Regions from separate parts of the Homo sapiens genome. Here region 1 is linked to region 2. A link is a contact called in ENCODE Hi-C or POLR2A ChIA-PET data. All regions are on one chromosome and are shown on one strand. The core of a region is the stretch at or near the end of the contact, and the rest is flanking DNA. Distances in the headings are between cores, read along the strand shown.

Region 1 (3,327 bases), core at 700-3,199, 110 kb after region 2:
GATAGACAATGGAGACTCAGAAGGGTGACAGAGTGGGAGCAGGTGAATGACGATAAATTAGTTAATGGGTACAGTGTGTGTTATTTGGGTGATAAATATACGAAAAGCCAACTTGACCACTACACTATCTATGCAGATAACAAAATTGCATATGATACCCCATAAATTTGTACAAATAATAATAATAGAGTTGAGCCATGGGATCAGCCAGTATTCAAGAATTAGCCAGGAAATCAAGAATTTTGGTTGGTCTAGCAAGTCAGTTAGGCAGAGTTCAATTAAGCCAGCATCTATGGTAATTATAGTTTTGGGAGTTGATGAGGTCATTGAGGGAGGGAAGAGGGTCAAAGTCCAGAATCTGAGGAACACCACCAATTAAGGGACGGACAGAGGCCGACAAACCAGCCACCAAGGCGAACTAGTTAGAAACAAGCTTTTCAGTAGCCTCAGTTTTCAGATTTTGAGGACTTTGAATTTGATCTTTATATTTAGCCTTTGGCAAGCTTCCAGCAGCAGCATTGTTTAACCTAGCTTCTCTCAAATTTATTTTGCTATTGAAGACTTTTTTTTACTTAACTGTAGTTTATATTCTGCATCCTATAAAACAAGTAGGAACATACTTGGGAAACACTGCTGTATACAGGCAGAAAGGAGCAACAGAAGGAATTTATAGAGTAGTCATATGATTAGCTTTTAGTTTAAAAGGTGCTTTTGTTAGTCCTGAACAGACAAGATTCCAGAGAGGGGTGACAGGATGTTTGGGAGACCAACTAGATGCCCTGTGATAATCCAGGAGAAAGTTGATGGGGGTCTGAATTTAGGCAGTGCCGGTGGAGTGGAAAAAGGACAGTTCATTATATGTTTTGGGAGAAGTGACATGATTTGGTAGCTAGATATGAGAGGTAAGGAAGGAGGAGTCTAAGATGACTCTGGTTTCTGTTTGGGTGACTAGGGGGATGAGTTGTACAGCCACTATGCAGATTAGGGAATAGAGGAGGTCGTGCAAGTTTGGAGGGAAGGTGATGAATTCAGTTTTGGACATGTAGTATGTAGGTGTATGTGCTTAGCAAGTGTTTAGTCACGCAGATTTGGAGCTTGGGAGAAAGGGTGGTGTTGAAGAGGGCTTTAGAAATAATTCATAGTTAAAATCACAGGTTGAGGTGACTTCACCTATGGAAGTGTAAGAAATTAGAGGGAGGTCAAGGATAGAATTCTGATTTAGACAGAAAGGGGTGATCATCTTGAAACTATTAATCATTTATTAGATATCTGTTAGACACTGTTTTAAGCATGTTACAGATGTTATTTCAGATTAAACCTCGTGAAGGTATGTCTCCATCTTACAAATGAATGATTTGAAGCTTAAAGGATAAGTCTTTAGCCTCCTTGGTCATACATCTGTCTTATTAAGATCTAGGCTTTTCTCACATTGCTACATTGCCTTTTGCAAAGAAGTAATAGTTAAAGAAGTAGTAAGAGAACAAAGAGACTGGAACTGTGGTACCCAGGATGAGAGCCATTGAAGGAGTTGTTAGCTCTGTGTGGCGCTACTGAGAGGTTAAGAAAGGACGGAGTACCCTTTGGTACCCTTGGGATCAAGTCAGTGTGAGCGTCATTGATGATGGCACAGCCTTGTGTTGGAATTTGTTTGCTGTGGACCGGAGCCAGCATAGTTGATTGATTTATATACCACCTCCCCAGGTTGTGTTTTCATTGAATGACTAAAGATGCCCAGAAAAGAAGGAAAAAGCAATAACCTTTTACAAATTAAATAATGTTAAATACTCAGTAAGAATTTTATGAAAACTTTCCTTCATGATCTAATAATTTAAATGTACTGGTGGGAACTACATTTGGGAAGATGATGTCGTTCTGCCAGTTAGCTATTGCTGCTTAGACAGGAAAGGGAGGGGAAGATCTTATTTGTGGACCACATCACTGCAGAGCTCTCGTAACCCCGCTGCTCTGCTGACAGAAGCTGAGTCAGAGAAGAGATGCAGACTGTGCTATAGGCAGTCATGGCCCAGTTCAGGATTTTAGACTGCATGATCAACCACAATTGGAGTTTGTTGTGCAATCTGTATTGTGCATGGAGTGGTCAGGTTTGTTTCATAAGTGTGTATGTATATATTTGCTTTTTAATTCAAAACTGCTATGATGTATAAAGCAAAAGTAAATCAGGATATAAAAACACTGTCTTCTTGTAAGAGTAGGAAAGTAATCTTTTAGAATTTTTTTTTTGTCAAAATACCTGTTTAATGTGATAAATCTAATGATCTGAATTACTTTAAAAGAATTAAGTTAATTCTTAAGTAGCACAGATGAGACTATTTGCAGAGCTTTAAGTGGTGGAGGAGGGGAAGTTAGAATGAATTACTTAAAAGTGGCCAACAATTAAAGCAATATAATTGTAACATAAATGTTACATATTTTTGAAGGCATCTGACATTGTATTTATTAGAAAGTAGGCAAGATTTTGGAGTGAGTTGCTTTTTAGCTAGTTTTTCAGTTTTAGTGAAATATGGTTCTTGAGTTCTTTCACAGTGGGATTAAATGGAAGTACTTTTTAAAACTTTTTTGATTACTAGTCTGTTTAGAAAATGGTTATTTTGCAATAGAGAAAATCTGCTAGGTTAGCTATTGTCTGCTTTTGAGTGTTCTTCCCTAAGAAGCAAAAGCTCTTATTTTTCCCTTTATCCCTCGATCAACATTGTTATTATCAGACCTTTGTTGTTAATCGTAGATAATATTGTACAAATTCAGCATAATGGCTTCTTTTACAGAATAGAAAGCAACGTGAATGATAGCTTTTGTTCCAGTTATCAGTGAATCTTTAAAAACTATGAATTATTTACCTCGTAGGTTATTCATCACTTTGTGGGTATTTGTCTTCCTTACTAAAAACAAGTTATTTAATATTGTTTGAAATTTAAAAGGAAAACAGTTGAAAATGTAATTGAAAGCAATGAATGATAAATAAAGCACACTGACCATGCTTGCCCCAGCCCCAACCATTTCTCAGTTCTTCCATAACTGTGATGTGAGCTTCTTCGTTTATGATATGGAATTAGTTCCCAGTGGTACTTTGGGGTGTCCAATACTTTTCTTTATGTACTGTTTTCTCTATTCTGGAATGGTGAAAAAATATTTTCATAGTTTAGGCTGGGCATAATAGACTAATGTATCAGAGAAATCAGAGATGGAGAAGGTCATTTAGTCTCTGTTTGTTTCACCGTAAGATTGATCCCTCAATGCACTTTCTAGTCTGTGCCTAATGGATTTACATTACCGTAAAAAATATGGATTTTGAATGGCTGCTAAGAGGAT
Region 2 (3,229 bases), core at 317-2,816:
CTGCTCCATCCCTCCTGGGACATGAATCACCACTTTGTCTAGTGTATCCTGAGTTACAGATGTCACCTGCCCCTGAGTCACTCAGTAGCCATGCCATCTCAGTTATCAGATCAACTATGAAGAAATCACAGTGCTTGTGTTCAAGTCACCCTCATTGTACTTAATAATTGCCTCAAAGTGCAAAAGTTGTGATGCTGGCATAGTGTTATAATTGCCCTACGTTTAGTTATTATCGTTCATCTCATATGTGCCTAATTTATAAACTTTATCATAATTATCTATGTATAGGGAAAAACATAATATATACAGGATTCGTTACTATCAGAGGTTTCAGGCCTCCACTGAGGTAGTCTTGAAATGCATCCTTTACAGCTAAGGTGGACTGCTGGATAGACCCTTTTTTCTTTTTGTTAATGGATGGGGTCTTGCTCCAACCTAGCAGGTTGGAATGCAGTGGCGCAATCATGGCTCACTGTAGCCTCGAACTCATGGGCTCAAGCCATCTTCCCACTTCAGCCTCTCGAGTAGCTGGGCCCAAGCCACCACACTGGCTAATTTTTTAATTTTTTGTAGAGACAGGGTCTCACTATGTTGCCCAGGCTAGTCTCAAACTCCTGGCCGCAAGTGATCCTCCCACCTCGGCCTCCCAAAGTGCTAGGATTATAATCATGAGGCATCTCACCCGGCCTAGACTTTCTGTTTGTGTCAATTCAGTTTCATTCATTCATTTGACAAATATTTATTATTTAAGATATACTAGGCAGTGGCCCTTTACAGTACAGTGCATGTCTATTTAGTATGACCCTTTAGTATCCTAGATATTAGCCCTTTAAAAATCAAGAAGTATCTCAAACATGACTCCAGACTTAAATTGAATGATGATTTTTTTAAGAGATGGGTCTTGTTATGTTGCCCAGGCTTGAGTGTAGTAGCTATTCACAAGCACAATCACAGTCTCGAACTCCCTGGTCTCAAGCAATCCTCCCGCCTCAGCCTCTTGAGTAGCTGGGACTATAAGCACCCAGCTAAAATGATGATCCTGATCACCAACTAGATACTAGATATATAATGAGGCATGTTTTTAAAAATTACACAGATTCTTGCATCATTTATGGCAATAAACAAACCAGCCATCTTTCAAGTGTGATATTTCCCAAAGTACCCATGGAGGTGCTGGCACGAGCTTGCTCACAAGCAATCTACCCTGACCTTGAACACTCACCCCTGTTACCCAGCTCTTGTCTAGGGCTCCCCTATACAGACCCCAGGACAGGCTACTGTTGGAGCAGCCGAAATATACAAGGCCTCCAGCCTGGGCCTGCTGGGAGCAGGGGCTGGTGCCTCAGGGCATCCTGACTGGCTGGCTGGTTTCCATCCATTTTGCCTTGGCCCATGGACACTCCTGCCTGCTCACTTGACTTCGGGACCTGAGCTGACACCACAGCCATAGGCCCTTGGCATTTCCAGTCTGCTTCTGGCTTTGTGCCCTGTCTCCATGATCCACTGCTGCTCAAGCCCAAGCTTGACAGTCGTGACTAATTGGGGCAGGTCACCCTTTCAGCTCCAAGGTGATATCCCATCTACCTCCCTCTAGCTTGTCTGTCTCAAACAAAGGCATTTTCTTCTAACCCCCAGCAACCTCAGAATGACTCCTACTGTATGTACATTTACTTCCTAAACTATAAAAGCTAACAGAGAAAGAAATTTCCTTTATGTTCCTTAGAAACAAATGGGAGCAAATTTACTAGAAATCACCTTGCAGTTTCATCCAACCTCTTACTGTCTATGTTATCAACACATCATTTTACCTCTCTGGAACTCAAACTTAAAATGCAAGCACTAAGCTAACCCACTGCTGCTAGCTCTCCTGGTATAATACTGGAAGGAGGAGGTTAAGAGCATAGGCTTTGCAGATAGTCAGGTCTGTGTTTGAGATTTCCAATTTTCTTTCTCTTTTTCTCTCTTTCTTTTCCTTCCTTCGTTCCTTCCCTCCCTCTCTCTCTCCCTTTCATCTTTCTTTATTTCTTTCTTCTTTCTTTTCCTTCTTTCTTTCTTTCCTTCTTTCTTTCTTTCTTTCTTCTTTCTTTCTTTCTTTCTTTCTTTCTTTCTTTCTTTCTTTCTTTCTTTCTTTCTTAATGGGGGAGTGCAGCAACATGATCAGACTGGAGTGTAGTGGTGTGATCTCGACTCACTGCAAACTCAGCCTCCAGGGTTCCAGTAATCCACCCACCTCAGCCTCCAGGGCTCCAGCAATCCACCCATCTCAGCCTCTGAGTAGCTTGGGACACAGGCACATGCCACTTATGCCCAGCTAATTTTTTTTATTTTTGGTAGAGACGGGGTCTCATCATGTTGCCCAGCCTGGAAATTGACTAACTTTCAACCATGGACAAGTGGTTTAACCTCTCTGAACTTCCATTAAACAGAGATAATACCTACCTCATAGTGTTGTTTTGAGAATTAAATGAGACACTATATGTGCAGTTCTTACCAAATAGTATTAATCAACACACAGATAAAATATATAAATACATAGTTACATGTAAATATTTAGTGCTTACTTTTTTTAATCATTCATCTCTGGATACCTTCTCTTTCATCTCAGTCCTTGCTACTTCACAGCATACTTTAAGAAATAGTTACATGTTTCTATGGCCAGGTAATATTTGTCAGAACCTTGTTTTTTTTTTTTAATCAGGGTACAAAATTTTAGTTTTTAAAGTTACCTTTATCAAATCTATGGTTAAAATAGTTGTGGAGCTGCTCTAATTTGAACAGAACTTATTTTTTTTAAGTACAGATTATTTTGGCAACCATTTTCTGATCTGATTACAATAAAAATTTTTAAAAGAAGTTCCAGTTTTATTGCCAGCCACGGTGGCTCACACCTGTAATCCCCACACTTTGGGATGCCAAGGTAGGAGGATTGCCTGAGCAGGAGTTGGAGACCAGCTGGGGCAAAAATCCCATCTCTACTTTAAAGAAAAGAAAAGAAAAAAAAAGTTTCAGTTTTTGCTTTTGGGTTTTTGTTTTTTGTTTTTGGGGATTTTTTTTCTGAGACAGGGTCTCACTCTGTCACTGGAATGCAGTGGCATAATCATGACTTACTGCAATCTCCACCTCCAGGGTTCAAGCAATTCTCCCACTTCAGCCTCTCCAGTAGCTGGGACAACAGGCATGTGCCACAATCCCCAGCTAATTTTTTTTTAGTAGAGACAAGGTCTCACTG

Evidence for each region. A loop is a pair of places that touch in the nucleus more often than their neighbours do. ChIA-PET counts read pairs that join two places held with the same protein, here RNA polymerase II (POLR2A). Pooled maps may share reads with other maps.
Region 1: a loop to region 2 is called in a pooled map, with 4 times the contacts of the local background. The contact joins two enhancer-like sites. A Hi-C loop is called at or near these places in 1 of 168 maps with a recorded cell type or tissue (Calu3) and 7 of 50 pooled maps. POLR2A ChIA-PET finds 5 or more read pairs at or near these places in 2 of 52 experiments (PC-9 and WTC11).

What each region holds. Positions count from the first base shown.
Region 1 is chr10:24,705,287-24,708,613 of GRCh38, reverse strand. The region is part of intron 2 of ARHGAP21 (Rho GTPase activating protein 21); the gene reads left to right. Among named protein-coding and RNA genes, the nearest start is that of ARHGAP21, 17 kb to the left of the region's middle. Within about 2 kb of position 1,949, at least 3 of the 41 ENCODE cell types and tissues checked have a DNase peak (open chromatin) inside an H3K27ac peak, as active enhancers do.
Region 2 is chr10:24,819,033-24,822,261 of GRCh38, reverse strand. No RefSeq gene overlaps it. Among named protein-coding and RNA genes, the nearest start is that of ARHGAP21, 97 kb to the right of the region's middle. Within about 2 kb of position 1,566, at least 4 of the 41 ENCODE cell types and tissues checked have a DNase peak (open chromatin) inside an H3K27ac peak, as active enhancers do.